Linked DNA regions of Homo sapiens: region 1 is linked to region 2. A link is a loop called in an ENCODE intact Hi-C map of the cell type or tissue named here. Cell type or tissue: ascending aorta. All regions are shown on one strand. Each heading gives the region's core, and the rest is flanking DNA. Links, peaks and the distances in the headings are about the cores only.

The links. A loop is a pair of places that touch in the nucleus more often than their neighbours do. Peaks named below come from ENCODE experiments on the same cell type or tissue, not always from the same donor. Only the 100,000 strongest peaks of a DNase experiment are listed, where the experiment ranks them.
Region 1: it touches region 2 in a loop (16-fold over the local background); 94 of 110 quality-filtered maps call a loop at or near these places.

What each region holds. Positions count from the first base shown.
Region 1 is chr7:76,307,567-76,323,317 of GRCh38, reverse strand. It overlaps FPASL (fibroblast proliferation associated lncRNA), which reads right to left and starts at 5,071. Exons shown (of 2, transcript NR_186616.1): 1 at 2,871-5,071; 2 at 1,032-1,599. RefSeq lists enhancers at 4,208-5,204, 5,553-5,732, 5,205-6,201, 8,752-9,046 and a silencer at 5,033-5,272. In ascending aorta, for the core only: a CTCF peak has its summit at 8,878 (motif pointing right); a DNase peak (open chromatin) is centred at 8,887; H3K4me3 peaks cover 67 bases; H3K27ac peaks cover 493 bases.
Region 2 is chr7:76,172,464-76,188,214 of GRCh38, reverse strand. It overlaps the pseudogene LOC100420548. Among named protein-coding and RNA genes, the nearest start is that of SRRM3, 22 kb to the left of the region's middle. RefSeq lists an enhancer at 2,025-2,690. In ascending aorta, for the core only: a CTCF peak has its summit at 9,915 (motif pointing left); a DNase peak (open chromatin) is centred at 9,904; H3K4me3 peaks cover 372 bases.

The sequences.
Region 1 (15,751 bases), core at 5,946-10,945, 140 kb before region 2:
TTGTAGTGAACCAAGATCCTGCCACTGCACTCCAGCCTGGGCAACAGAGCAAGACTCCATCTCAAAAACAAACAAAAACTGATACTTTGTCCGAAAGGTGATTAAAAATAACAGTGTGAAACATCAGAGGTCTCCATTCCAAGAACTTCAGGTCAGGGGTAGAGTGGAGAGGCCATAAATGTAATTCAGTGGGACCTTCTAGTACAGCAAAGCATGAAAGCAGTTTTCCTCCACTCTATTTATGTGTGATGACCACATGCGTTGGCCTCTGCTCTGGTCAGCTGAAACTGCATGTTGATTCACTGGGTGATTTGAGTGGCTAAGAATGGCACCTCCCTCCTGGGTGCACAGTTCCCAAAGCCTACTCAGAGAAACAACCTTCTGAGCACTAGCTGGGTAACCCTGTTCTAGGAGTTGACAATCAGTGGTCACCAGCCTAATCAGAACATTAACATGTGGCATACCAGCTTGCTAATTAGCCCACTGGTTTGAATTTTCCAACTCTGATGTGGATAAACGTGGTTGAATCTGAATGGCCACAAGCTGTACCTCTCATTAACCACACAGCGCTGTGGTCAGTGAGGAGTTAGGGTGAGAGTAGCTGGATCACACTGGCAAGACAATGAGTCAAGACATCTCAGGTTATGTAAGGGACTCACGTGGCACTCTGTTATCCTGTTATCCAGAGTATTGGAGAGGAAAGGCCGTAGGAATTTGAGGAACACTATGACTTGGGGCCTTTTTTTTTTTTTTTTGGAAAGACAGAATCTCACTCTTGCACAGGCTGGAATGCAGTGGCATGATCACAACTCACTGCAGCTTCTACCTCCTGGGCTCAAATGATCCTCCTATCTCAGCCTTCTGAGTCGCCGGGACCATAGGTGCGTACCACCACCACACACACCTGGCTAATTTTTGGATTGTTTGTAGAATTGAGGTCTTGCTATACTGCCCAGGCTGGTCTTGAACTCCTGGCCTCAGGCAATCCTCCCATCTCAGCCTCCCAAAGTGCTGGGATTACAGACATGAGCCACTGTGCCCAGCTGGTTTTTATTTTTTGAATTGGCAGTGCACACACGTTACAAAAGTGTGAGGCGGCCGTATACAGCCCACAATGCTTGACATATTTACCCTCTGGCCAGTAGTTTGCAGACCCCTGGTTTATCAGAAACTCTTCCCAGCATGCCCATTACCTGATCACCCATTAATTGCCATTCTTAGAGGTAACTACTGCCATCCATTCTTCTAATTTGGTTGAGCTTGAAATAGGATTTTTGCTGCCTTTGAGCACTGATGTGACTCTGGCCTTGTGATTTTAAATATAGATAGTTGAAATTTGGTGGTCCCAAAACAGATATCTTGAATTAGAATATTTAATTCCATTTAAAGGGTAGTTAGGTGGTATTGGGGCACTTGAATCCCAAACACAAAAATTGAAAAGAACGTTACAGTGATTGGCTACAGACCCACTCCTTGATATGGCAGATAAATTCCTCTATGGGTTGTGGAACCTTGAAAGTCACTGTTGGCATTTTACTCCCAATGTTCATATTTCTCCTTACAAAAAGGACATTCTCGGCCAGGCGCAGTGGCTCACGCCTGTAATCCCACCACTTTGGGAGGCCGAGGCGGGCGGATCACCTGAGGTCAGCAGTTCGAGACCAGCCTGGCCAACATGGCGAAACCCTGTCTCTGCTAAAAATACAAAAAAATTAACTGGGTGTGGTGGCTCGTGCCTGTAGTCCCAGCTACTTGGGAAGCTGAGACACAAGAATTGCTTAAACCCAGGAGGCAGAGGTTGCAGTGAGCTGACATCACGCCACTGCACTCCAACCTGGGCAACCGTGAGACCCTGTCTCAAAAAAAAAAAAAAAAAAGGACATTCTCTAATATAACCGCCATACTGTTATCACCCAATTAATAATTCCCTAATATCAGCCCATATGCAAATTTCTCCAAATTGTCCTCAGAATGCATTTGATAGCTTTTTCCAATCCCCCTCCCGCACCACCTAGACTCCAATTAAAATTCATTAATTGCATTTCAATATTAGATTTCTTTGCCTATTTTTTTTTTTTTTTAAGAGACAGGGTCTCAGTTGCCCTGGTTGGAGTGCTTTGGACAATCAGAGCTCACTGCAGCCTCCAACTCATGGACTCAAACAGTCCTCCCAACTCAGTCTCCCGAGTAGCTGGGACCACAGGGCTGCACTACCACTTCCGGCTAATTTTTTTCTTTTTTTTTTTTCAACATGGCCTTCCAATAAATCTATTTTTATTTTTTGTAAAGATGGGTATGTTGTCTAGGCTGTTCCTGAATTTCTGGCCTCAAGTGATCCTCTCACCTTGGCCTCCCAAAGTGTTAGAATTAATGGGCATGAGCCACCACGCCTGGGCCTGATAATGGCTTGAGACCAGGCTACTTGACAGTCTCAAGGCCCCACGTTCTGGGTTTGTCCAGTTGTCTGTGCCTATGTCATTTAGCTTGTTTCCTGCCCTTGTTGGGGTACTTTTTTTGTCTTAAGAACTTTGCTTTCTCCTCCATTTAACCTTCTCACTGGTTCACTCTGTGTTTTTTTTTTTTTGTTTTTTTTTTGAGATGGAGTCTCGCTGTGTCACCCAGGCTGGAGTGCAGTGGTGCGATCTTGGCTCTCGGCAAGCTCCGCCTCCTGGGTTCACACCATTCTCCTGCCTCAGCCTCCCAAGTAGCTGGGACTACAGGCACCCACCACCACGCTCGGCTAATTTTTTGTATTTTTAGTAGAGACGGGATTGCACCATGTTAGCCAGGATGGTCTCGATCTCCTGACCTTGTGATCCACCCACCTCGGCCTCCCAAAGTGCTGGGATTACAGGCGTGAGCCACCACGCCCGGCTACTCTGTGCTCTTAAGCAACTACCAGCAGCAGAGCCTGTTACCTAAGCGGACAAGGCCAAAGCCACTGCTCTGAAAGGCCAGAGGGATTGGCCACTACCCATGGGGACCATCTTGTTTTCTGACTGGAGTCTTCTGGGCTCGGGGATTTGCCTCCTCAATCCTCTCCTGCCTCCCCTGGATGGGAAAAGTACAGTATTAGGTGGTTTAATAAGCACTGGCTTTGACTCACATCCTCACTTGGCCCACTGGGTCCTGGTGGTCTGCAGCTGTTCTGCCCCTATGCCTGGGGGAGGTGGGGAGACAGCACAGCCCACCTTATTCACTAGAGTTAACTCAGGAACCAGAAGCATGCCTGAGACACTTCTTTCATACTGGATCTACACTAGGGGAATCACAATCTTGGTGTTAAATTAGTTCTTCCCACTGTGGTCGGCAAATTACCCTACCACTCATTGGCTTGTAGGAGCTGAGAAGATAAATGAAAGCCTTTTTTTTTTTTGAGACGGAGTCTCGCACTATTGCCCGGGGTTGGAGTGCAATGGCGTGATACCAGCTCACTGCAACCTCCGCCTCCTGGGTTCACGTTGATTCTCCTGCCTCAGCCTCCCGAGTAGCTGGGATTACAGGCATCCACCACCATGCCTGGCTAATTTTTTTGTATTTTTAGTAGAAACAGGGTTTCACTATGTTGGCCAGGCTGGTCTTGAACTCCTGACCTCGTGATCCGCCCGCCTTGGCCTCCCAAAGTGCTGGGATTACCAGGCATAAGCCACCGTGCCTGGCCACAAGAAAGCCTCTTTTTACTCACTTAACCTGAAGCCAGATTTTAGAGATGAGGTTTCATTGGTTGTCAGTTTTTTTGTTTTGTTTTGAGACAGGATCTCGCTCTGTTGACCAGGCTGGAGTGCAGTGGTGCAGTCATAGCTCACTGCAGCCTCCACCTGCTGGACTCAAAGCAATCCTGTTTCAGCGTCCCAAGTAGCTGGGCTATCTGGCCTGGCTAATTTTTAAATTCTTTTTGTAGAGACTGGGTTTTACTATACTATGTTGCCCAGGCTGGTCTTGAACGCCTGGGCTTAAGCGATCCTCCTGCCTCGGTCTCCCAAAGTGTTGGGATTACAGGTGTGAGCCACCATGCCCAGCTGGGTTATGTTCTTTAAAGCCAGATAGCAAACTCACTTTTTATTCCATTAGGTTTATCAAAGCAGACTGCCTTCCAAGAGACGGTATTTTTTAGTGTTAAGTTGACAAGGGGTTTTGCCTGCTAAGTTTGCCGAGTAAATCCTCGGACAAGGATTGTGGGTAGTGGGCAGACCAAGAGTGAGAAATATTCTCTTGCCCTAAATCAGGAGACTACATTAGAAACAGACAAGATAGACTCAGGAAATAAAGGCTAAAAGGTATGAAGGACAAGGCAGCTTGTAGCTGACTGCAAGCATTGTGGGGTGAGTCTTTTTTTCATGTAATCTCCCTAAATACCGTCCAAGTCTCCAAGGTCAAACAGATGCCACCTCCCGCTGCTGGGGCGGGGCCACATTGAGTAATAATCATTGCTCCCCGTGGTATGTTAGCACTTCGATTTCTTTCGCCTAGTGGCGACAGAGCCAAAATGAAACTGAGTAAGTACAAAACAGCAAAATAGCATTGGCCGCATCCCTCAGGGCCTCACGCACGCACCAGCCACAGCTGGTCTGGCCGCCCTGCCCCATTCCTTGAGCCACAAAATGCTGCAGTGATGCTGGTTTGCAAAGCCCCAGAGCTAGGTCGGGGGATTCAGCATCCCTCCCGGCCCAGGTCTGGGCCCCCTCCCTACCCCAACCTGGGGGCTCTTGCAGTAGGTCCCCTGCCGACCCTTCCCGGCTCTGAAGCTGGCTTTCCCGGGGATCGCCTCTTCCAGACCCCGGACTCCAACAGCGTCCTCGAGCCCAGCCACCCCCGCCTCCAACCCACCTGGGAGCTCCATCCTCGGCCCTATCTCTGAGCACCTCCCCTCCCCAAACGCCCAGACCCCCGGCCAAGGAAGCCTTTTGCTGCCTGCCGTCTCCCCGAGGGGCCTCCTTTGCATTGGCGAGCCGTTCGTCCCTGGCCCCGGCGTGCACTGGCGCGCCTCTGTCCCCCGGGTTCCTCGACGTAAGACAGGTTTCTAGGACGGTGCAGAGGCCAGGGCGCCCGGACTACGCGGAAGCCCGGATGTGGGCCGGGCGGGACCACGGCTGTGTATGTAGCCCCGCCCCGGGGGCGGCCGCCTTCCCCTCGGGCATGGCAAGAGCCAATCACAGGCCAGCGTGTCCCCGCTCCGCCAATGGTCGGACTGTTGCTAGGGCCTGGGTCCCTGCCCCGAAATCGGCCCGCTTAGCGGCCCCGGGGCTTCATTTGTTGCAGATCCCGCCCTCCAGCCACTGGGGAGCTTTTATCTCCCAACTTCACCCGCTTCTCTCTCCTCCGTCTTCCGCCTCCACCTTTGTTACGTGCTTGGGAGGATGGAGCCTTGGGCTCGTGGTGGGCCCTTGGTCCCACGCCTGCCCTTCAGTTTCTCCATCTGAATAATGACGTGATCTCTCGTGTCCCGGCCCGTACTGGTTGGCTATCCTTTCTTACCTACACATCTCTGCTTCTGAAAACAGCCCTGGGAGGTCTGCGTTGTTCCCAGATTGCAGAAGAGGAAACTCCTGGCCCCCGATGCACACAACAGCTGGGCGGTTTCTGGTGGCTACCTGGGTCTGACGGGTTCCATCACTTTACACGCGGGAGCCATGGTGCAACAGTGAGGGAGGGGGCAGATCTGGTGTCCTGGCGACACTGAGGCCAGGTCCTGCCTCTCTTTGGTATCCCAGGCCCTCCACAGCTAGGTCCCAACCTGCCTGTCCAACCTCCGCTGCCCTCATGCCCCAGGTGTTACAGCCCCATCAGCCTCCTGTGCGCCCTTCAAGGTCCTCTGCTCCAATACCCTTCCCTCCCACGGTCCTGATGATGATAACTGAATCGAACAGTGGCTGCCAGCCAGGGCCAGGGCCCTCCCCCATCATCAGTCCTGAAAGATGTCAGAAATGGAATAAAGACACCCAGTCTCCCCGCTTCCCATCTCCTGACATAGAGTTGTATAATCCCAGGCCGAGAGGGAGTTGAGTTGCCCAAGTCACTATCAAGGCTGGATTTAGGAATTAAAAATCAGCTCCAGTGAGGTTGCTGACTGTTTAGAAAGGTGGGATTTCTGTCGCTCAGCAATGTCTATTTTCTTTTTCTTTCTTTTTTAGAGACAAGGTGTCACTCTGTTGCCCAGGCTGTACTGGAGTGCAGTGGTGCAATCATAGCTCACTGGAGCCTCCAAATCCTGGGCTCTGAGTAGCTGAGACTATAGGTGTGCACCACCATACCCAGCTGATTTCTAAATTTTTTTTGTAGAAACAGTCTCACTGTGGTGCCCAGACTGGTCTCGAGTACCTGACCTCAAGCCTCAGCCTCCCAAAGTGTTGGGATTACAGGTGAAAACCACTGTGCCCGACCCAATGTTTCATTTTCTGAATAAAGGGCTGTTGGGGGACAAAAGCTTAAGAGCTCAGGATTTGGATTCTCATCCCACCATGTCCTAATTAGGTGACATAACCTCTCAAGGTATTTAGCCTTTTAGAGGATCAGTTTCTACATCTGTAAAACGAGAATAATACAACCTACCTCAAAAATGTCTAGCAGTGACTGAGTGCTTACTATCGGCTCTCAGCAGCCTTCTAAAGACTTCACAGTGGCTGGGTGCAGAGGCTCAAGCCTGTAATCCCAGCACTTTGGGAGGCTGAGGCAGGAGGATCGCTGGAGACTGGGAGTTCCAGACCAGCCTGGGCAACATAGCGAGATCCTATCTCTACCAAAATTACAAAATTAGCCAGGCATATTGACAAATGCTTGTGGTCCCGGCTACTTGGGAGGCTGAGGTAGGAGGGTAGCTGGAGTCCAAGAATTCGAGGCTGTAGTGAGCTGTAATGGTGCCATGGCACTCCAGCCTGGGCAACTGAGCAAGATCCTGTCTCAAAAAAAAAAAAAAAAAAGCCAGGCATGGTGTCTCATGCCTGTAATCCCAGCACTTTGGGAGGCCGAGATGGGTGGATCACCTGAGGTCGGGAGTTAGAGACCATCCTGACCAACATAAAGAAACCCCATCTCGGCCCGGCGCGGTGGCTCACGCCTGTAATCCCAGCACTTTGGGAGGCCGAGGCGGGTGGATCATGAGGTCAGGAGATCGAGACCATCCTGGCTAACAAGGTGAAACCCCGTCTCTACTAAAAATACAAAAAATTAGCCGGGCGCGGTGGCGGGCGCCTGTAGTCCCAGCTACTCGGGAGGCTGAGGAAGGAGAATGGTGTGAACCCGGGAAGCGGAGCTTGCAGTGAGCCGAGATTGCGCCACTGCAGTCCGCAGTCCGGCCTGGGCGACAGAGCGAGACTCCGTCTCAAAAAAAAAAAAAAAAGAAACCCCATCTCTACTAAAAATACAACATTAGCCGGGTGTGGTGGCAGGTACCTGTAGTCCCAGCTACTCGGGAGGCTGAGGCAGGAGAATCGCTTGAACCCGGGAGGCAGAGGTTGCGGTGAGCCGAGATAGTGCCACTGCACTCCAGCCTGGGCAACAAGAATGAAACTCAGTTAAAAAAAAAAGAATACTTCTTAGGTATTAATTCATATAGTTGCATCATTTGCAGATGAGGAAACTGAGACTTAGCAACATGCCCAAGGTCCCACAGCTAAGAAGTAAGTGGCCAAGTGGGATTGAACCCAGGCAGTGTGACATGAGTTCCTGCAACCATAACTGCGATCCCGTGCTGCCGCTCAGTGGAGTGGGGTTGCTATGAGGATTTAATAAGCTAACGAGTGATTGGCAGCTAGCAGGTGCCTCCTAAAATGTGCCAGTTCTGATTAGGATCAGAGTGGAAACAGTGGTCAACCCCCCTGCAGCAGAGGGTGTGACAGGGTGGGGCAGGAGCCCGGGCTCAGGCCTTGGCTGCCAGACCCTTCCAAGGCAGAGAGAGTGGGCTGGGTCTTCCAGGAGGGAAATTCAGGGAGGCTTGAAGGCCCTTGGAAACTGAAGCCCAGGGCAGAGGAGAACCGGGCTAAAGGCGTGCTGGGTGTGGGGCTGGGGAGAGGGGCAGTGGGGAGGTGTCAGAGTTTTTCAAGACTGGGCCTCTTTTTATTTTTGTTGAGACAGGGTCTCGCTTTGTCACCCAGGCTGGAGTGCAGTGGCACAATCTTAACTTGCTGCAACATCCACCTCCTGGGTTCAAGCAATTCTCCTGCCTCAGCCTCCCGAGTAGCTGGGATTACAAGCATCCGTCACCACACCTGGCTAATTTTTGTATTTTTAGTGGAGACGGGGTTTCACCATGTTGGCCAGGCTGGTCTTGAACTTCTGACCTCAAGTTATCCACCTGCCTCAGCCTCCCAAAGTGCTGGGATTACAGGCATGAACCACCATGTCCGGCTTGTCTCTTTGTTTTATTTATTTATTTATTTATTTATTTATTTATTTATTTATTTATAAGAAACAGAGTCTCGCTCTGTCTTCCAGGCTGGAGTGCAGTGTTGTGATCATATCTCACTGCAGCCTCAAGCTTCTGGGCTCAAGCAATCCTCCCACCTCAGCCTCCCGAGCAGCTGGGGCTGTAGGTTTGCACCTACTGCCATGCCATGTCCGGCTACTTTTTCCTTTTTTTTTTTTTTTTTTTGTAGAGAAGGGATCTCACTATGTTGTCCAGGCTGGTCTCACATTCCTAGGCTCAAGCGATCCTCCCGCCTCAGCCTCCCAAAGTGCTGGGATTACAGGTGTGAGACACTGCGTCTGGCCAAGACCAAGTCAATTGCCCCTGTTTGCGCTCTACAGGGCTCAGAACCTGGGCAGAGATTCCTGAAGGTTCTGGACTGGGCAGTGTTGGTGCCTGAGGAATTCATCCTCTCTGGGAGGGCACCAGGGGGCAGTCGCTTACTGTCCTATCTGGGCCTGGGAGTGGGGCGATGTGGGTCCGCAAACCCCAGGGCGTCCTCTAGGGGGCAGTCTCGGGCCTGCCTGCGCACAGCTCCATCCTCCGTGTGGGAGGGGCTGAGGCTTCCTGCCTGATCTTGACTTGAGCCCGGGTGGGGATTGATTTATCTTTCTCCCACCCAGAGCCCACTACCCCCTGCTGAGGGGATCGGTCTGTGGGGCTGCTCCCAGGGTTCAAGGCTTTCAGGCTGGGCAGACCTGGAGAAGAGGGGTCTTTGGGGCCACGGGAGGAATTACAAAGGGATAGTTTGGGCATCAGGGTTCAGAGACAGGTGGGGTGGAATTCAGAGAGGGGAGGGGCCTCAAACAAGGGAGGGGAGAGTGGGGAAGTGAGGAAGTGCAGTCATGGGGTGGGAGCTCAGGGAAGACGGGTGAACTCCAAGAAAGGCCAGGTGAGGCGGCTCACATCTGTAATCCCAACACTTTGGGAGGTGGAGGCAGGAGGATCACTTGATTCCAGGAGTTCGAGACCTCCCTGGGCAACATAGTGAGACCCGCATCTCTACAAAAAATTAGAAACTTACCAGGTATAGTGGCGCACACCTGTTGTCCCAGCTACTCGGAAGGCTGGACAGGAGGATTGCTTGAGCCCAGGAGTTGGAGGTTGCAGTGAGCTATGATCTCACTAGTGTACTCCAGCCTGGAGACAGAGTGAGACCTGGTCTCTAAAAAAGAAAACAAAAAGAAAAGAAGAAGCCAAGCACGGTGGCTCATGCCTATAATCTCAGCACTTCAGGAGGCCAAGACGGGCGGATCACCTGAGGTCAGGAGTTCAAGACCAGACTAGCCAACATGGTGCAACCCCGTCTCTACTAAAAATACAAAAATTAGCTGGGTATGGTGGTGCACACCTGTAATCCCAGCTAATCTGGAGGCTGAGGCACAAGTATTACTTGAACCCATTGGGAGGAGGCTGCAGTGAGCCAAGATGGTACCACTGCACTCTGGCCTGGGCAATAGAGCGAGACTCTGTCTCAAAAAAAGAAAAGAAAAAAAAGAAAGAAAGAACGGATTTCCTGTGCGAGGAGGGACTTGGTGTTGGGAGGGGTACAGTCAGGTAGTGGAGCTGAGTCAGGGAGGGACAGAATCAGTGGGGCAGATGGGAACTCACGAGGGGTCCAGTGAGGGCATGAGGGCCAAGAGAGGGTAGGTGAACCCAAAGAAGGGAGTGATTTCTTTTTTGTTTGTTTGTTTGTTTGTTTGTTTTTGTTTTGAGATGGAGTTTTGCTCTTGTTGCCCAGGCTGGAGTGCAATGGCACTATCTCAGCTCACCACAACCTCTGCCTCCTGGGTTCATGCCATTCTCCTGCCTCAGCCTCCTGAGTAGCTGGGACTATAGGCGCCTACCACCACACCTGGCTAATTTTGTATTTTTAGTAGAGATGGGGTTTCTCCATGTTGGTCATGGCTGGTCTTGAACTCCTGACCTCGTGATCTGCCTGCCTCAGCCTCCCAAAGTGCTGGGATTACAGGTGTGAGCCACTGCGCTGGCTGACCTTTTTTTTTTTTTTTTTTGAGATGGAGTCTCGCTCTGTCACCCAGGCTGGAGTGCAGTGGCTCAGTCTTGGCTCACTGCAACCTCCACCTCCCGGGCTCAAGTGATTCTCATGCCTCAGCCTCCCGAGTAGCTGGGACTACTGACACCCACCACCATGCCTGGCTAATTTTTTTTGTATTTTGGTAGAGACTGGGTTTCACCATGTTGCCCAGGGTGGTCTTGAACTGCTGAGCTCAAGTGATCCGTCCGCCTCGGCCTCCCAAAGTGCTAGATTACAGGTGTGAGCCACTGCACCCGGCGGGAGTGACCTCTTTGTCATCCATCCACCTGATTAAGTTTTCAACCTCCTTATCCTGTGGTCCCACCAGCCTGAAGACATAGACGCTCCCAGCCATTCCTAAGAGGACTTTGAGGAGCCCATCATATGGAGAGCAGAACGACATAGGGAAAAAAGGGGTTACTTAGTGGGGTCAGGGGCCAGACTGAAGGCCTTTCTCACCCAGGCCCTTGTTGGTCATGCACAGAAATATCTGCATATCCTCAAGTCCCCCTGGGACTTTGGTCTTCCTACGATTGTTAGGGGACCTGGGTAGCTTCCACTATTCATGACTCCCCCTAGATCGTCACCCTGCATGGGACTGACAACACCAACAGACAACCAGAGGTCCCCCAGAAGTGAAGTCTCAGAATGGAAACTGAGCCCAGGGCCAGGCTGCACCCCAGCCCATGTCTCCGCCAGGGTGCAGCGGGCCCAAACCAAGGTCTGGCCCCAGCCCTGGGCTTTTTCCCTGGTTTTTTTTTTTTTTTTTTTTGAGATGGAGTCTTGCTCTGTTGCCCAGGCTGGAGTACAATGGCGCTATCTCAGCTCATGGCAATCTCTGCCTCCTGGGTTCAAGCAATTCTCCTGCCTCAGCCTCCAGGGTAGCTGTGATTACAGGTATCCGCCACCATGCCTGGCTAATTTTTTGTATTTTTAAGTAGAGATGGGGTTTCACCCTGTTGGCCAGGCTGGTCTTGAACTCCTGACCTCAGGTGATCCGCCTGCCTCGGCCTCCCACAGTGCTGGGATTACAGGTGTGAGCCACCTCGCCCGGCTGGCTTTTTCCTAAACATGGAGCTACTCCTGCCGCCTCAATCAATTCTTTATTTTTTTTAGAGACAAGGTCTTGCTCTGTCACCCAGGCTGGAGTGCAGTGGCATGTCCATAGCTCACTGTAGCTTCGAACTCCTGGGCTTAAGAGATTCTCCCGCCTTAGCCTCCCAAGTAGATCAGACTGCAGGCACCACCGTGCCCAGATAATTTCTTATTTTTAGTAGAGCCAGAGTCTCACTATGTTGCCCAGGCTGGAATGCAGTGGTATGATCATAGCTCACTGCAGCCTCAACCTCCTGGACTCGAGCCATCCTCCTGCCTCAGCCTCCTGAGTAGCTGGGACTATAAACATATGCCACCATGCTCAGAATTTTTTTTTTTCTTTGAGATGGAGTTTCACACTTGTTGCCCAGGTGGAGTGCAATGACACAATCTTGGCTCACTGCAACCTCTGCTTCCCAGGTTCAAGCGATTTTCCTGCCTCAGCCTCCTGAGTAGCTGGGATTACAGGCAAGCACCACCACATCTAGCTAATTTTTGTATTTTTAGTAGAGATAGGGTTTCGCCATGTTGGTTAGGGCTGGTCTTGAACTCCTGACCTCAGATGAACCACCTGCCTCAGCCTCCCAAAGTGCTGGGATTACAGGTGTGAGTCACTGTGTCCAGCCCCAGCTAATTTTTAAAAACGTTTTTGGTAAAGATGGGGACTCACTATGTTGCTTAGGTTGGTCTTGAACTCCTGGGCTCAAGCGATCTTCCCGATTCAACCTCTCAAAGTGCTGGGATTACAGGCATGAGCCACTGCGCCTGGCCTTGATTCATTCTTTAACCCCAATCCCTCCTGGCAGGCTCTGCCCCCTTGTTCAGTCCTGGGGCGGTGGGCAGGGAGGGGGAAGACTTCCTTCTACCAGAGTCAGCTGCTGATACCATCACTGTCATCTTAGGCAGGGCAGCTGCTGTACCCAGCTGAGAAGAAGGGTGGGAGGGGCTGTTATGCTATAGGAACCCCGCCCAGAGGGAGTCTGTTTTTCCCAGGGTCCCCAGCTGTGCTCTTTTCTCCCTGGGCTGAGTCGAGAGCCCTGGCTGGACACTTGCTTTTTGTTTGCAGGCCAGCCAGGGAGGCTCTGCCACCCTCGTGCTCCTGCCCGAGGCCATCCCACGAGTCTGTTATTGATCCAGAGCCGTCCCTTCTCAGCCAAGCCAGGGATTCCCGGCATTTGTCACACTGCCAACTCTCCCAGCACCAACTGGCGGTTGGCAGGGCTGTCTCTTGTAAGCAGCCCATGAAAATATGGCTCGTCCTTGGGAGGCACAGTTAGATGGGCAAAGCGAGGTCCAAAGTCACCTGGCGAGTTGGAAAGGGAAAGAGAACCAGAGGTCTCGACCAGGAGGAGCGTGCCAGGAATGGAGTGATCTCTGCTTATGCGTGGGTCTCCATCCCTGGCCTCCTCAGCGCTGGCACCCAGGGCATCGGTTGATGGGTAGAACAGTGCACCCTTTGGGGTGGAGTGCACGCACCCTGCTCCTGCCCTGCCCAGACCTGCTGGGTGACCCTGGCCAAATGCAGTCCCAGTCAGGCCTCAAGTTCCCCTCTGTAAGCTGAAGGGTTGGGCCAGCCAGTTTCTGGGAAAGGTACCTGCCCAAACGAATTAGTCCACTGGGGCATGGAGGGGAACACCTTTTCTTTTTCTTTTCTTTTTTTTTTTTTTGAGACGGAGTCTCGCTCTTTTGCCCAGGCTGGAGTACAGTGGCATAATCTTGGCTCACTGCAACCTCTGCCTCCTGCGTTCAAGCGATTCTTCTGCCTCAGCCTCCCGAGTAGCTGGTGAGAGGTGACAGCGTACTGGCAGTCCTCGCAGCCCTCGCTCGCTCTCGGCGCCTCCTCTGCCTGGGCTCCCACTTTGGCGACACTTGAGGAGCCCTTCAGCCCGCCGCTGCACTGTGGGAGCCCCTTCCTGGGCTGGCGACGCCGGAGACGGCTCCCTCAGCTTGTGGGGAGGTGTAGAGGGAGAGGCGCGGGCGGGAACCAGGGCTGCGCGTGGAACTTGCGGGCCAGCGCGAGTTCCGGGTGGGCGTGGGCTTGGCGGGCCCCGCACTTGGAGCAGCCGGCCGGCCCCGCCGGCCCCGGGCAGTGAGGGGCTTAGCACCTGGGCCAGCAGCTGCTGTGCTCGACTTCTCACCGGGCCTTAGCTGCCTCTCAGCAGAGCAGGGCTCGGGACCTGCAGCCCGCCATGCCTGAGCCTCCCCACCCCGCTGTGGGCTCCTGCGCGGCCCGAGCCTCCCTGACAAGCACCGCCCCCTGCTCCACGGCGCCCAGTCCCATCGACCACCCAAGGGCTGAGGAGTGCGGGCGCACAGCACGGGACTGGCAAGCAGCTCCACCTGCGGCCCCCATACAGGATTCACTGGGTGAAGCCAACTGGGCTCCTGAGTCTGGTGGAGAACCTTTATGTCAAGCTAAGGGATTGTAAATACACCAATCGGCACTCTGTATCTAGCTCAAGGTTTGTAAACACACCAATCAGCGCCCTGTGTCTAGCTCAGGATTTCTGAATGCACCAATCGACACTCTGTATCTAGCTACTCTGGTGGGGCCTTGGAGAACCTTTGTGTCCACACTCTCTATCTAGCTAATCTAGTGGGGATGTAGAGAACTTTTGTGTCTAGCTCAGGGATTGTAAACACACCAATCAGCCCTGTCAAAACGGACCAATCAGCTCTCTGTAAAATGGACCAGTCGGCTCTCTGTAAAATGGACCAATCAGCAGGACGTGGGTGGGGCCAGATAAGCGAATAAAAGCAGGCTACCCGAACCAGCAGTAGCAAGCCACTTAGGGTCTTCTTCGTCAGTGTGGAAGCTTTGTTGTTTCGCTCTTTGGGTCCACACCGCTTTTAAGAGCTGTAACGCTTGACGTGAATGTTTGTAGCTTTACTCTTCAGCTAGCGAGACCACGAACCCACCGGGAGGAACAAACAATTCCAGATGCGCCGCCTTAAGAGCTGTAACACTCAACGGTGAAGGTCTGCAGCGTCGCTTCTGAGCCAGTGAGAGCATGAACCCACCAGAAGGAAAAAACTCCCGACACGCCGCCTTTAAGAACTGTAACACTCACCGTGAAGGTCCTCGGCTTCATTCTTTGAGTCGGTGAGACCAAGAACCCACGAATTCTGGACTCACCGGGACTACAGGCGTGCTACGACGCCTGGCCATATTGGTGAGGCTGGTTTCAAACTCCTGACCTCGTAATCCTCCTGCCTTGGCCTCCCAGTGTGCTGGGATTACAGGTGTGAGCCACTGTGCCCAGCCGGAAACACCTTTTCTTTGCTTTTCTTAAATTTATTTATTTTTGAGACAAGGTTTTGCACTATCACCCAGGCTGGAGTGCAGTGGTGTGATCATAACTCACTGCAGCTTCTAGCTTTTCGGCTTAAGTGATCCTCCTGCAGGTGCGCACCAGCACATGTGGCTAATTTTTTTTTTCTTTTTTTGCAGGGATGAGTTCTTGCTATGTTGCCCAGGCTGCTCTCTAACTCCTGGTGTCAAGTAAATCTCCTGCCTAGGCCCCCCAAGGTGCTGGGATTACAGGTGTGAGCCCCTGCGCCCAGCCTGCAGTGCCTTTCTATAGTTTCCACTACACATTTACAGATCAGGGACACTTTTTTTTTTTCCTGAAAGTTTTGCTCTGTTGCCCAGGCTGGAGTGCAGTGGCCTGATCTCAGCTCACTGCAACCTCTTGAGTAGCTGGGATTACAGGCGTGCGCCACCACACCCGGCTAATTTTTGTATTTTTAGTAGAGACGGGTTTTGCCATGTTGGCCAGGCTGGTCTTGAATTCCTGACCTCAGCTAATCTGCCCCCTTCAGCCTCCCAAAGTGCTGCGATTACAGGGGTGAGCCACCACGCCCAGCCAGATCAGGGACACTTAGAGCTATGATGCTGTTCACTATCCCCCATGTCTTGATATGCCCTCCAGGCCCCAGGGGAGCTACACTCAGAGGTTCCCCCCATATTCCCTGGGGGGCAATTTCCCTGGGAGGGGCAGTATGGCAGTGGGGCTTAGCCCCCATATCAGGGATTCTGAGCTTTGAGGGCTAGTGCCAGACTGTCTGAGACAAGCCCAGCCTCACCCGCATCCCTCTGCTCTTCTGCTTTCTTCCTCCTCTCCCTCCCCTGCCAACCCGTGACCTCTGGCACTGTTGCAACCCCCCAGGTCCTGGTGTATGCATGTGGGAATGGTGGGGAGGTGTTTGGGGGGGCC
Region 2 (15,751 bases), core at 7,049-12,048:
CTCCTAAGCTCAAGCGATCCTCCTGCATCAGCCTCCCTGGTAGCTGGGACCACAAGTGTGCTAATTTTTATTTTATTTTATTTTGTCTTATTTTATTTTTTAGTAGAGACGGGGGTCTCACTATGTTGCCCAGGCTGGTCTTGGACTCCTGAGCTCAAGCAATCCTTCTGCCTCGGCCTCCCAGAGTGCTGGGATGACAGGCGTGAGGCACCTCACCTGGCTGTAATTCACGTTTTGTTTTTTTTTTTTTGTTTTTGTTTTTTGTTTTGAGACAGAGTCTTCCTCTGTCACCCAGGCTGGAGTGCAGTGGTGTGATCTCAGCTCACTGTAACCTCTGCCTCCCGGGTTCAAGTGATCCTCCTGCCTTAGCCTCCCGAGTAGCTGGAATTGCAGGTGCCCATCACCACGCCTGGCCAATTTTTGTATTTTTAGTAGAGATGGGGTTTTACCACATTGGCCAGTCTGGTCTCAAACTCCTGATCTCAAATGATCCACCCACCTCTCCCTCAAAGTGCTGGGATGACAGGCGTGAGCCACCGTGCCTGGCCTGTAATTCATATTTTATGTCCACATTCTCGCTCCACTCCTCCTGCAGGGCTATTTCCTTTATCCCTTTCTTTAAGTCTACTCATATTTGTACTAAGCTGTGTTCTAGGCAGTGCCGCCCAGGATGTGGTAGGCTCAATGCACTGGTTTCTAGCATTTCTGATACCCATATTCGCATATGTGAATTATTCATTATCCACAAAATGAACGTGTCTAAGTCATATTGGCACCCCTTGGAGATGCCTGGCTTGGCTCCCAGCACCAGGCCCTGCCCAGAGCTCCTGAGACAGTCTCACTCCCGCCCACAGCCAGGCTAATGACCACAGCCAGGTCAATGACCCCACTCCCTTACCCAGGAGAAGCACTTTGGGGTAGGGTCTGCTGGGGCTCAGAGGATTCAGGTGCCACCCACCCGTCAACGTGCTGTGTGACTGCAGGCTAGGTCTTCTACTCTGAGTCTGAGCTTGCTAATTTCCCCCACCCCACATCCATGCCCAGCAGGGCACAGCGTGCCCATCCCATAAAGACAGCAATAGCTGTCTTAGGCTCACTCCGGGACCGTGCCTGGCTGGGGGCTGTAGTCACCCAATGCGTTCTTCCTGCCCACTCCACAGACAAAACCAATTCCCTGGGACCACAGCATTACAATAAAGAAAGAGCGTAGGCCAGACGCGGTGGCCCACAGCTGTAATCCCAGCACTTCGGGAGGCCTAGGCGGGCGGATCGCCTGAGGTTAGGAGTTCAAGACCAGCCTGGCCAACATGGCGAAACCCCATTTCTACCAAAACAAAACAAAACAAAAATTAGCCAGGCATGGTGGTGGGTGCCTGTAATTCCAGCTACTCAGGAGGCTGAGGCAGGAGAATGGCTTGAACCCGGGAGGTGGAGGTTGCAGTGAGCCAAAATCGTGCCATTGTATTCCAGCCCAGGCAACAACAGTGAAACTCCATCTTAAAAAAAAAAAGAAAGAGTGTAATTGACATGAGGCTGGCCACCCCACATAAGAGATGGAATTACTACTCAAATCAATCTCCCCAAAAATTTGGAGGCCAGGGTTTTTTGAGGATAGTTTGGGGGGCCAGGAAGTGCACATCTGGGTGGGGATACATGGCCAGTTGGTGGGTCTGGATGAAGCAATCAGTCGTCAGAAATGCAAAAACCTGGCCAGGCGCAGTGGCTTATGCCTGTAATTCCAGTAGTTTCGGAGGCTGAGGTGGGAGAATTGCTTGAGCCCAGGAGTTTTTGACCAGCCTGGGCAACATAGCGAGACCCCACCTCTACAAAACTCAGCTGGGCATGGTGGCACATACCTGTGTTCCCAGCTACTTGGGAGGCTGAGGTGGGAGGATCACTTGAGCCCAGGAGGTCAAGGCTGCAGTGAGCCATAATTGTGCCACTGCACTGCAGCCCAGGCAACAGAATGAGACCCTGTCTTAAAAAAAAATAAAAATAAAAAAATAAAAATAAAAAAGGCAAGATGGGGGTTGGTTAGATCAGATCTCCTTCACTGTCATAATTTTCTCACTGTGGTAATTTTTGCAAAGGCGGTTTCAGGGCAGCGCCTCTCTGCCTCTCCATGTGTAATGTGGGGTGAACAGCCTCCCTCAGAGGCCTCCTGGGACTCTGTGAGATGGCAGATGGAAGATTCCAGGCGACAAGATGCTCTGCGTGCAGACATTTCCAGGGTTTGCTCTAGGGTTTGCAGCAGGAGCTGGGAGGGTCCCACTGCACCCCTCTTTTCTGAGCCAGACATTTTAGCCGAGCTCAGCCCAGCCTGGGGTATATCTGCCATCAGTCACCACTGTCAAAGCTTACCGTACCCAGCCCCCGACACATACACACCCAGGCACATGTCACTGCCTTCCCCCAACACAGAATCAGGCCCCAGCCCATGAAGGGAGCATTTTCAGTACCCGCAACCACGGCCCCAAACAGGCGACCTCCCTCCAGGGCTGCAGCGGAGTTAACCTAATTCCGGGCCTGCGGTCGGCCTGGCACACTGGCGCCGGCTCACAGCTCACAGCCAGCTGGGAGAATACAAACCAGAAGGATCCCGGGGCAGGGAGGGATTGGGGAGCCAGCAGGACGCGAAGGTGTTATTTTTAGGCAGCAAGGTGGGGCTTGAGGTGGATCTGGTGGCTTAGGGAGGAGGGGGCTCCACACAATGATGGGAGGCTCCAGTCAGAGGGACAGGGTGGCATGCGTGTGGCTTCTCCTTAGAGGTACCAGGCCGGCCTGGGGCTTCCAGGAAGGTGGGGAGGGGTCCGAGAATCGGAAAGGGGATTACCGTGGCTTCCTGCCAGAGCTGTCCCTGCTGGGCCTGGGAGAGACACAAAGCACACGCAGGGGTTTTTGGGACAAAGAGGCCAGCTAGGGGGAGTGAAATGGCTCTAAAGTGGGCAGAAGGTTGGGCATCGTGGCTCACACTTGAAATCCCAACACTTTGGGAGGCCAAGGCAGGAGGACTGCTTGAGCCTAGGAGTTTAAAACCAGCCTGGGGAACATAGCAAAGCCCTATCTCGACAAAAAAATAAAATGTTTAGCTGGGTATGGTGGCACATGCCTGCAATCCCAGCTGCTTGGGAGGCTGAGGTGGGAGGATTGCTTGAGCCTAGGAGGTCCAGGCTGCAGTGAGCTATGATTGCACCCCTGCACTCTAGCCTGGGAGGCAGAGCAAGACCTTATTTCAAAAATAAAATAAAATAAAATAAAATAAAATAAAATAAAATAAAATAAAATAAAATATAAAAATAGTGGGCAGGGCTGGGCACGGTGGCTTACGCCTGTAATCCCAGCACTTGGGGAGGCCAAGATGGGCGGATCATGAGGTCAGGAGATCGAGACCATCCTGGCTAACACGATGAAACCCCGTCTCTACTAAAAATACAAAAAAATTAGCTGGGCGTAGTGGCGGGCGCCTGTAGTCCCAGTTACTCAGGAGGCTGAGGCAGAAGAATGGCATGAACCCGGGAGGTGGAGGTTGCAGTGAGCCGAGATCGCACCACTGCACTCCAGCCTGGGTGACAGAGCGAGACTCCGTCTCAAAAAAAAGAAATAAAAAATAAAAATAAATAAAATAAAAATAGTGGGCAGCCCAGGCGCAGTGGCTCATGCCTGTAATCCCAGCACTTTGGGAGGCCAAGGTGGGCGGATCACGAGGTCAGGGGTTCGAAACCAGCCTGACCAACATGGTGAAACCCTGTTTCTACTAAAAATAAAAAATTAGCTGGGCGTGGTGGCGCACGCCTGTAATCCCAGCTACTCAGGAGGCTGAGGCAGAAGAATTGCTTGAACCCGGGAGGCGGAGGTTGCAGTAAGTTGAGATCAGACCACTGCACTCCAGCCTGGGTGACAGAGTGAGAGTCTGTCTCAAAATAAATAAAAAATAAAATAAAATAAAATAAAATAAATACCAAGGTGTCCGTGGGCTGTGTTCCTTCTGGAGGCTGTCGCAGAGAGCTCTTTTCCTTCCCTTTTCCACCTCCTAGAGGCTGGCTGCATCCCTCAGCTCATGGTTCCCTCCTCCATCTTCAGAGCTAGCACTGCAGCATCCTCAAATCTCTCTCTCTCTGTCTCTCTCTCTCTCTCTCTCTCTCTCTCTCTGGCCTGCATCTGGGGTCACATCTCCTTCTCTGATTCTGACCCTCCTGCCCACTTTTAGGAGAACCTTTATGATTACATTGGGCCCACTGGGATTTGTAGGAGAACCTTCCCATCTCAAAATCCTTAAATGGCCATGCATGGTGGCTCATACCTGTGATCCCAGCACTTTGGGATGCCGAAGCAGGAGGATCGCTTGAGCCTAGGAGTTCAAGACCAGCCTGAGTAACATAGTGAGACCCTGTCTCTACAAGACATTTTTTAAAAAATTAGCCAGGTGTGGTGGTGTGTGGCCGTAGTCCCAGCTACTTGGGAGGCTGAGGTGAGAGGACCACTTGAGGCCAAGAGTTCGAGGCTGCAGTGAGCTATGATTGTACCACTGCACTCCAGCCTGGTCAACAGATTGAGTCCCTGTCTCTAGAAAACAAACAAACAGACAAACAAAAACCAGGGTAATCATAAGGGGTTGCTGCATTAAATGCCAAGACCCACACACAAGTCCGGGAGCCATGTTAGAGTAAGGGGTTGACTTGATGACATGCTTTTTATTTTTAAATTTTTAAAAAATATTTATTTATTTATTGTTATTATTATTTGAGACAGAGTCTTGCTCTGTCGCCCAGGCTGGAGTGCAGTGGCATGATCTTGGCTCACTGCAACCTCCACTTCCTGGGTTTAAGCAATTCCCCTGTCTCAGCCACCCAAATAGCTGGGATTACAGGCATGTGCCACCATGCCCGGCTTTTTTTTTTTGAGATGGAGTCTTGCTCTGTCACTCAGGCTGGAGAGCAGCGGCACGATCTTGGCTCACTGCAACCTCCGCCTACCGGGTTCAAGTAATTCTCCTGTCTCAGCCTCCCGAGTAGCTGGGACTACAGGTGCCCACCACCACACCTGGATAATTTTTGTATTTTTAGTAGAGCTGGGGTTTCGCCATGTTGGCCGGGCTGGTCTCGATATCCTGATCTCAGGTGATCCGCCCGTCTTGGCCTCCCAAAGTGTTGGGATTACAGGCGTGAGCCAACGCGACTAGCCGCATATTTGAATTCTAATTTCACAAGGAATACTTCTTGTATATTCTGATCCTTATTAGGAGGGACTTCTCACTGTGCAATATTTCACTGTACAAAGTGTATTCGTGTGCTGGGGCTGGCAGAACAATGTACCATGAACGGAGCAGCTTAAACAACAGAAATTTACTGTCGCACAGCTCCGGAGCCTGGAAGTCTGAAATCCAGGTGCCAGCAGGGTTGCTTCCTATTGAGGGCTGTGAGGGAGGATCTTTTCCAGGCCTTTCCCAGAGCTTCTGGTGTTTGCTGGCAGTCTTTGGTGTGGCTTGGCTTGCAAAAGCATCACTGCATCTCTGCCTGTATTATCACATGGCCATCTTCTCCCTGGGTGTTGTGTCACTGTGGCTGTCTCTGTCTCTTCTCTCTCTCTCTCTTTTTTTTTAAATTTTTTTTTTCAAAGCATCGTACTCTGTTGCCCAGGCTAGAGTGCAGTGATACAATCATAGCTCACTGCAGCCTTGACCTCCTGGGCTCAAGCAATCCTCCCACGTCAGCCTCTTGAATAGCTGGGACTACAGGTGTGCATCACTGCACTTGGCTATTTTTTAGAGATGGGGTCTTGCTATGTTGCCCAGGCTGGCCTCAAACTCCTGGCCTCAAGTGATCCTCCCACCTCAGCCTCCCAAAGGGCTGGAATTACAGGTGTGAGACACCACACCACACCACACCATGCCAGCCCTCTGTTTCCTTTTTTTTTTTTTTTTTAATTTTGAGACAGAGTCTTGCTCTGTCACTGTCACCCAGGCTGGAGTGCATTGGAACGATCTTGGCTTACTGCAACCTCCACCTCCTGGGTTCAAGCAATTCTCCTGCCTCAGCCTCCCAAGTAGCTGGGATTACAGGCATGCACCACCATGCCCCACTAATTTTTGTATTTTTAGTAGAGATGGGGTTTTGCCATGTTGGCCAGGCTGACCTCAAGTGATTCACCCTCCTTGGCCTCCCAAAGTGCGGGGATTACAGGTGTGAGCCACCGTGCCTGGCCCCTCTTCTTTTCTTATAAGGACACCAGTCACATTAGATTAGGGGCCCACGCCACGCCAGCACGACCTCATCTTAACAAATGACATCTGCAAAGACCCTGTTTCCAAATAAGGCCATATTCTAAGGAATTGGGGGTTAGGACTTCAATGTATGACTTTTTAGGGACAAAATTCAACACATCCCACTAAATACATGGAGTAAAAAGTTGACAGTACACAATACACATTCCAAAGGCAATTTCCATCTCCACTCTAGAAGTTTGTCCTTCAAGACCTTTTTCTATTTGTTGATTCATTTATTTATTTGAGACAGGATCTTGCTCTGTCGCCCAGGCTGGAGTGCAGTGGCTCGATCATAGCTCCCTGCAACCCCAGGTCCTCAGCTCAAGTGATCCTCCCATCTTAGCCTCCCAAGTAGCTGGGACTACAGGCACACACCACCACACCTGGCAAAATTTTTTTAGTTTTGATAGAGACGAGGTCTCACTATGTTGACCAGGCTGGTTTCGAACTCCTGGGCTCAAGCAATCTTCCTGCCTTGGCCTCCCAAAGTACTGGGATTACAGGCACGAGCCACCGTGCCCAGCCTCTATGCTTTTATATTCAACTGCAAATACATTTTACCCCCATATATGGAATCCTACGATACACATCTGTTGTCATCTAATAGGCTGGGGAGAGGCTTTGGAGGCAGATCAGCACTTCGTTTATTAGCTTTGGCCTTGCGGAGAGAATAGGGAATAGTGAACCCACTGGGAAACCACTCCAAAGCCCTGCATTGGGACCCTCCCTTTGGGCCAAAGCTTGGTTGGGGAGGGGGCAGCTCTGTGGGTGTGTGCTGGGGGTCAGCACCTTATTCTTGGGCCCTTCGATCTCCTGCTCATCTGCAGGGAGGACGCTGGTTTTTTTGTTTGTTTGTTTTTGTTTTTGAGACGGAGTCTCACTCTGTCGCCCAGGCTAGAGTGCAATGGTGCAATCTCGGTTCACTGCAACCTGCATCTCCCGGGTTCAAGCAATTCTCCTGCCTCAACCTCCTGAGTAGCTGGGACTACAGGTGCACGCCACCACGCCCGGCTAATTTTTTTTTTGTATTTTTAGTAAAGACGGGGTTTCACTGTGTTAGCCAGGATGGTCTCGATCTCCTGACCTCGAGATCCGCCCACCTCGGCCTTCCAAAGTGCTGGGATTACAGGTGTGAGCCATGGCGCCTGGCCTACTGTGCTATTAAAATAATTACTCACTAGGCCACGTGAGGTGGCTCATGTCTGTAATCCCAGCACTTTGGTAGGCTGAGATGGGTGGATCACCTGAGGTCAGGAGTTCGAGGCCAGCCTGGCCAACAATGTGAAACCCCATCTCTACTAAAAATACAAAAAATAGTATGGCATGGTGGCGCATCCCTGTAATCCCAGCCACTCCGGAGGCCGAGGCAGGAGAATCGCTTGAACCCGGGAGGCAGTGGTTGCAGTGAGCCGAGATCGCGCCACTGCACTCCAGCCTGGGCGACAGAGCAAGATCCTGTCTCAAATAAATAAACAAATCAATGAATAGAAAAAGATCTCGAAGGACAAACATCTAGAATGAAGATGGAAATTGCCTTTGGAATGTGTATTGTGTGTAGGGTGCTCTCAACTTTTTACTCCATATATTTAGTGGGATGGGTTGAATTTTATTCCTAAAAATTCATGTATTGAAGTCCTAAGTCCCAGTTTCTCAGAATATGGCCTCATTTGGAAACAAGGCCTTTGCAAATGTCATTTGTTAAGATTACTGTTTTCCATGGGTGGGGTGGGGTTGGGGGGCTCCCAGGGGGGTCGCAGGAGAGGATCTGCAGACTGGGGCCACCACTGTTGATGAGTCAGTTCAGACATTTCCCCATCTCACAATCACATCTGCTGTGCTGGTACAAACCAGCCCCAGATCAGCCCACCTGGTCCTATCTCTCAGCATCTTGTTCTGCCTGACCCAGGGTGACCCCCTTAGACTTTGCGAGGAAACTTAAGCAACTAGAAGAAAATTAAGAGGAGGAAAAGAACTCATTTCTGGCTGGCCAGCTCTGGCTGATGCAGGAAGTTCGCCCCAAGTTATGAGTCCGTGGGGGCCAGGGCGCAGGCAGGGGCGGGATGTGGGCAGCCTCTGCGAGTGGGGAAACTGAGGAATTCCATCTCAAGCCCTACGAGATTAGGAACTGGGACCCACAGAGGCAAGCACCGGGAGACCCGGGCCCAGCCCCCTGTAGGCTAGAGCCTGCCAGCGCCTGGATGGGGATTTTAATTTTTTTATTTATTATTTATTTATTTATTTATTTTTATTTGTATTTTGAGATGGAGTCTCGCTCTGTCACCCAGGCTGGAGTGCAGTGGCACAATCTCAGCTCACTGCAAGCTCCGCCTCCTGGGTTCATGCCATTCTCCTGCCTCAGCCTCCCTAGTAGCTGGGACTACAGGCGCCTGCCACCACGCCCCGCTAATTTTTTTGTATTTTTAGTAGAGACGGGGTTTCACCATGTTAGCCAGGATGGTCTCGATCTCCTGACCTCGTGATCTTCCCACCTCCGCCTCCCAAAGTGCTGGGATTACAGGCGTAAGCCACTGCGCCTGGCCTATTTTTGTTTTTGAAACAGAGTCTTGCTCTGTCTCCAGGCCCCCTGCAGTGTCACGAGCTTGGCTTACTGCAACCTCCACCTCCCGGGTTCAAGCAATTCTCCTGCCTCAGTCTCCCGAGTAGCTGGGACTACAGACACACGCCACCATGCCTGGCTAATTTTTTGTACTTTTAGTAGAGATGGGGTTTCACACTGTTGGCCAGGATGGTCTCAATCTCTTGACCTCGTGATCTGCCCGCCTCAGCCTCCCAAAGTGCTGGGATTACAGGAGTAGGCCACTATGCCCGGCCTCTGGATGGAGATTACTGCAGACATCCATAGTGGCTGCAGGGCAGGCTCCAGCTCTCCCTCCTTGTCCCCAGCAGCTTCCTCCCACCCTGAGTTTGGAGTAATTGATCCCTATCCCCTGGGCATGTCAGGCAGGAATGTCCTGTCCCTGCTGTCCCCACAGGGCAGTGGAGCCAGGAGGGAGTCAAGGTTACCTGGTTAATGGAAGTTTCCCTGACAATTCATCTTGTGGGGCACCACCTTGCTCCTCTCTCTGTTTTTAAATTTTAAGACAGGATCTGGCTTTTTGGCCAGGCTGGAGTGCAGTGGCATGATCATAACTCATTGCAGCCTCCATCTCCTGGGCTCAGGCAATCCTCCTGCCTCAGCCTCCCAAGTAGCTGGGTATATGGGTGATATGCACCACCATCCCCGGCTAATTTTTAAATTTTTTGTAGAGACATGGGAGGTGGGGGGCAGTCTCACTATGTTGCCCAGGCTTGTCTTGAACTGGGCTAAAGGGATCTTCCCACCTGGGCCTCCCAAAGCGCTGGGATTACAGGCGTGAGCCACCGTGCTTGGTCTCTGCCTTGCTTCTCTTGGGCAAGATGACAGCTTCTGCACTTCCTGCACCGATACTGTGTCTCCGGTTTCCACCGCCCTCCTGGATCCACTCCGGCCTCCCTTCTCGCCGTCTGAAGGCGGCTGTCCCTCCTGCCTAGATGAGCAGAGACCAGACAGAGCCGGAAGCTGGATTTGGCTCTGGAATGCTAATGAGCATTCTGCCGACCGTGACCTCCCGGGGCTGGAGCAGGGCTGGTGCAGCCTCAGCCTCTGGCTCCCTCTGCAGGCAGCAGGCGGGAACTGCGGGGGAGTTGTGGCCTGCGGGAGACCAGGTCCTCCTCGTGGAGGTCAGGGTTGTTCTAGGTTACGCTGTTCATCCCGTCCGCGATCGCAGACGAGACTCGAGACTTGCTTTCTTTATAATTACCCAGCGTGGCTGGGTGGCCCCAGGACTTAACAGCAGCTTCTTTGCTGGATGGACTCTTCTGCTGTCTAAGTACCTTCGCCCTGGGCGCCCCCTACTCCCACACTCTGTTATTTAAAGACTGGTTCTCCACCTGGTGGGTGGCTTATGCCTGTAATCCCAGCACTTTGGGAGACTGAGGTGGGAGGAATCCAGGAGTTGGAGACCAGCCTGAGCAACATAGAGCGACCCCGACTCTACAAAAAAAAAAATTAGGTGTGGTGGCATATGCCTGTAGTCCCAGCTACTCAGGAGGCTGAGGCAAGAGGATCACTTGGGCCTGGAAGGTGGAGGCTGCAGTGAGCTATGATTGTACCACTGCACTCCAGCCTGGGAAACAGAGGGAGACCTGATCTCAAAAACAAAACAAAGGCCGGGCGCTGTGGCTCATGCCTGTAATCCCAGCACTTTGGGAGGCTGAGGTGGCCGGATCACCTGAGGTCAGGAGTTCAAGACCAGCCTGGCCAACATGGTGAAACCCCGTCTCTGCTAAAAATACAAAAATTAACCGGGCATGGTGGCAGGCACCTGTAGTCTCAGCTACTCAAGAGGCTGAGTCAGGAGAATTGCTTGAACCCAGGAGGCTGTGGTTGCAGTGAGCCAAGACTGCACCACTGCACTCCAGCCTGGGAGACAGAGTGAGACTCTGTCTAAAGAAAAAAAAAAGAAAGAAATAGTGGCCAGGCACGGTGGCTCACGCCTGTAATCACTTTGGGAGGCCCAGGCAGGAGATGGCTTGAGTCCAGGAGTTTGAGAACAGTCTGGGCGATATGGCCAGACCCTATCTCTAAAAAAATAAAATCAATCAACCAACCAATCAATTAATCAATCAATCAAAAAATTAGCTGGGCATGGTGGCACACACCTGTGGTCCCAGCTATTCGGGTGGCTGAGGCACAAAAATCGCTTGATGGCAATTTGGTGCTGCTCCTGACCCTGGGTGCTGAGCAGGCCCGGTGCTGTCTCCCGTGGACCTGGTCGGGCCTTACCTCTTGATGACAAACTGGATGCTGTTGCTGGCCTCCAGAATCTTCCAGAGCTTGGCGATCCCGAAGCAGTTGGGCCTGTGGAGAGAGATGCCTTCAGGCAGCCCCACCACAAACAGCTCCTCCGGGTGCATCAGAAACTTGGAGTATGGCACCTTGACGGGCTCCGAGATGCCAATGGCCTTGGCTGCAGAGACATGGCTGCTGTAAGGCCACCCGGTGCCACAGGGCCAGGAATCTCAACCCCTGTGTCTCATGCCTGTGTAGGGGGCAAAGCTGCCAGAGCCCTTTTGAGGGCCTTCCTGGGAGGTGAGCCAGGCGTGAGCCACCTTGCCCTGCTTATATTACTTATTTGCTTACTGTTTATCTCTCCACATGAGGATGTGTACCCTAGGAGGTGGGGACATCTGTTTGGTCCACTGCTTTTTCCCCAGCGCCTTGTGCAGGACCTAGTACACAGTAGGTGCTCAATAAATATTTGTTGAGTCAGGGTGCGTTGGCTCACGCCTGTAATCCCAGCTCTTTGGGAGGCCGAGGCAGGAGGATCATTTGAGGTCAGGAGTTCGAGACCTGCCTGGCCATCATGGTGAAACCCCGCCTCTACTAAAAATGCAAAACAGTTAGCCAGGCATGGTGGCGGGCACCTGTAATCCCAGCTACTCAGGAGGTTGAGGCAGGAGAAGTGCTTGAACCCAGGAGGCGGAGGTTGCAGTGAGCTGAGATCGCGCCACTGCACTCCAGCCTGGGAAACAGAGTAAGGCTCCATCTCAAAACATTTAAGAGATGGGTCTCTCTATGTTGCCCAGGCTGATCTTGAACTCCCAGCCTCAAGTAATCCCCTCGCTTTGGCTTCCCAAAGTGTTGGGATTACAGGCATGAGCCACCTTAGCCTGCCTATTTTACTTATTTGCTTACTATCCATCTATCTCTTCACAGGCAGATGTGCACCCCAGGAGGTGGGTACTTCTGCTTGGTTCACTGCTTTGTCTCCAGCTCCTTACACAGGACCTGGTACACAATAGATGCTCAATAAATAGCTGTTGGATAAACGGACAAATTAATCCCAACAGGTGGCTCCTGGGAAGCATGCTGGGCCTTGTTAGAAATGGGGCCTATGGTCGGGTGTGGTGGCTCACGCCTAAAATCCCAGCACTTTGGGAGGCTGATGAGGGTGGATCACCTGAGGTCAGGAGTTCGAGACCAGCCTGACCAACATGGTGAAAGCCTGTCTCTACTAAAAATACAAAATTAGCCAGGCATGGTGGCACGTGCCTGTAATCCCAGCTACTCAGGAGGCTGAGGCAGGAAAATCGCTTGAACTCGGGAGGCGGAGGTTGCAATGAGCTGAGATTGCTCCAAAGTCTCTAAATAAATAAATAGAGCCTACTTGAGGTTTCCAAAAGGAACCCAGCCTTGGATTGGGGTCAGGCATATATTGGGTTTCCTCTACTAGAGGCGGTCAAAATCAAGAAAAGTCTGGGGCCTGCCTGGCCCACCCCTTTCCGTTTGCTCCCTGGGGAGATGAGTCCTAAGCACCACCAGCCCAGGTCCATTTCTTACCTGTCAGCGTCTCCATCCCATAACCAGAATCCTCCGATGGCAGGTGCCCAGGCATTGAGTCTGTCATTTCCTCAGAGGTTGGCAAGGCATCTGAAGACAAAACTCCAAATGACATGGGTGTCTTCTGCCTGTCATACTCCTGTCACAGTCCTTCAGGGACCACCCAGCCCAGTCTCCCCACAGGCAAGGGTCTTTTTCTTTCTCTCTTTTTTTTTTGGTTCGAGATGGAGTCTCACACTGTCGTCCAGGCTGGAGTGCAGTGGCGCCATGTCGGCTCACTGTAACCTCTGCCTCCTGGGTTCAAGCGATTCTCCTTCCTCAGCCTCCCGAGTAGCTGGGACTACCAGGCGTGAGCCACCATGCCTGGCTAATTTTTGTGTTTTTAGTAGAGATGGGGTTTCACCATGTTGGCCAGGCTGGTCTCAAACTCCTGACCTCTGGTGATCTGCCCGCCTCGGCCTCCCAAAGTGCTGGGATTACAGACGTGAGCCACTGCGCCCAGTCATTTTTTTTTTTTTTGAGATAGGGTCTCACTCTGTTGCCCAGGCTGGAGTGCAGTGGTGCGATCACAGCTCACTGCAGCCTCCAGCTCTTGGTCTCAAGTGATCCTCCTGCCTCAGCCTCCTGAGAAGCTACACTGACAGGCACACACCACCACATCTGGTTAACTCTTTGTATTTTTAGTAGAGATGGGGGTCTTGTTATGTTGCCCAGGCTGGTCTTGAACTCCTAGCCTCAAGCAATCCTCCCATGTCAGCCACCCAAAATGCCAGGATTACAAGCATGAGCCACTGTGCCCGGCACCCTCTTGGCTTCTGACAGTCACCCCATACTGAGGATCCAGTGCCCAAATCTACCCTCTCCTCTGAAGATGTGGAAAATGAGGCTGGGCAGGGGGTAGGGTCCAACTCAGAGCCTCTCACGCTCATGCCTTTTTCTTCTCACCAGCCTCACAAATCCCAGGGAAGCCAAGCCAGGGAGGTGAAGTTTGAGGGGACCTTCTGGAAGGTCAGAGCTGAGAACGCTGATTCTCAATGCAGGGGACAGATGTGGCCAGAAAAAGCATTCACAATACCCTGATGTTTCTCAGAATCCACGGAGAGAAACAGTGGCCTGGAGGCCTCTTCTTCACCAGGGCAGACCCTCGGGAGGCTAACGATACGGCCCTGATTTCTGCAGGGGGTGGTCAGACGCCCGTCCCTTACCTGGGACAGTGACCTGAATGATGTCCAGAACCTCTGGTTCAATTTTGATCGGCCTCAGCCCACCCAGCTCCCCAGAGGTTCCTGCAAGGAGGAAAGGAAGGATCTGGTCAAGTCTGGCACAAGCCTGACTGGGCAGAGTGAGTCTTTCCAGAACATTCTGTTGTCTGTAACTTGTTATTGAGGCCCTACCTAGGACAAGTCATGTCAGTCCCCTGGCTCCTGCCCAGACCAGAACTGGAGGTCAGGGGGGCCCTCAGGCCAGGCTTAGAGGCTCCAATTTACAGACCCAGTGACTAAGACCCCCTAGAGGGGAGGCTGCTGGTCCAAGATCCTGGGGCCTGGGTCTAGGCATCAACAGGAGGCAGTGGTGATGGCCAGCACCCAGCTCTCCATGTCCCCGACCCCAGTAAGCTCCCAGCATGCCTTGCACCTCAGCGCTGTGAGGCCTGGGAGATGCAGGTGGGCAGAGGAGGCTCGTTAGCACTCCAGGCTCATGGGCTGAGTTGAGCTCCCCGCCAAGGCTGCCGGGTAGGGCTGGTGGTTGCCCTCCCGGACCATGACATACACAGTGGGCCCTATTCCTTCTCACCTGGCCCGCAGTCTTCAGACATGCTGCCCTTGTCTGACCTGTGAAGGGAAGCAGGAAATGACACCTGTCAGCCAAGTCCAGGGCCACCCTGCCCCAGCCTTGCCCCTCCAGGCGGTCGGGGCCCACCGCGGGCGCCACTGCAGAAGGCATCCCTGTCCCCATCAGCCCCTGGCCCCCAGGATGGTGCTCCCCATCTCCACCAGGAAGACAGATTCCCCATGCGCTATCTCCAGGGACCACAATTTCCAGGGTTGGCCGAGCCAGGTATGTGCTCCCTGTCCTGGGGTGAACCATCTGGGGATCCCCCTTCTTAACCATCTGGGAGCTCTAGGGCTCCTGAGCTTGACACAGTGGGGTTTTGATCACTGCTTGTGGGAGACTGAGACCTGCAGGGCCTGGAAAGGCTTAAGAATCTGGAGTTGGGGGCTGGGGAATGAAGGTGGCAGGAACCCTGGGACGGATGATTTGGTTAATTCCCTCCCTCCAAGAGAACTGCGGGGAGAGGCCTGATATGATTTGGGGATTCTGGGAGAAATGGCCCACCCCTGCTCCTAAGAGGTCAGAACGTGCTTGGGGGGTGTTGGTGGATGGTAGCCAAGCTGATTGCTGGGGGCAGGGTCTGGTGGGCACTCAGGACAGGCATTGAACCTGGTGTTGGTATGTATGTATGCATGTAGTATGTATGTATATGTATATATGCATCCATGTATTTTTTTTTGAGACAGAATCTTGCTCTGTTGCCCAGGCTGGAGTGCAATGGCACAAATATTGGCTCACTGCAACCTCCGCTTCCGGGATTCAAGTGATTCTCCTGCCTCAACCTCCTGAGTGGCTGGAACTATAGGCATGTGCCACCACACCTGGCTAATTATTTTTAGTATTTTTAGTAGAGACGGGGTTTACAATGTTGGCCAGGTTGGTTTCAAACTCCTGACCTCAGGTGATCTGCCTGCCTCAGCCTCCCAAAGTCCTGGGATTACAGGCATTAGCCATCGTGCCTGGCCTCATGTTTGTATTTTTGAGACAAGGTGTTACTCTGTTGTCCAGGCTGGAGTGCAGTGGTGCAATCACAGCTCACTGCAGCCTTGACCTCCCAGGCTCAAGCAATCCTCCCACCTCAGCCTCCCAAGTAGCTGGGACCACAGGTACCAGCCACCACGCCCGGCTAACTTTTTATTTTTTGTAGAGACAAGGGTCTCACTATGTTGCCCAGGCTGGTGTCAAACTCCAGGGGTCAAGAGGTCCACCCACCTTGGCCTCCCAAAGTGCTGGGATTACAGGAGTAAGCCACCAAGCCCGGCCTGGCATGGGCG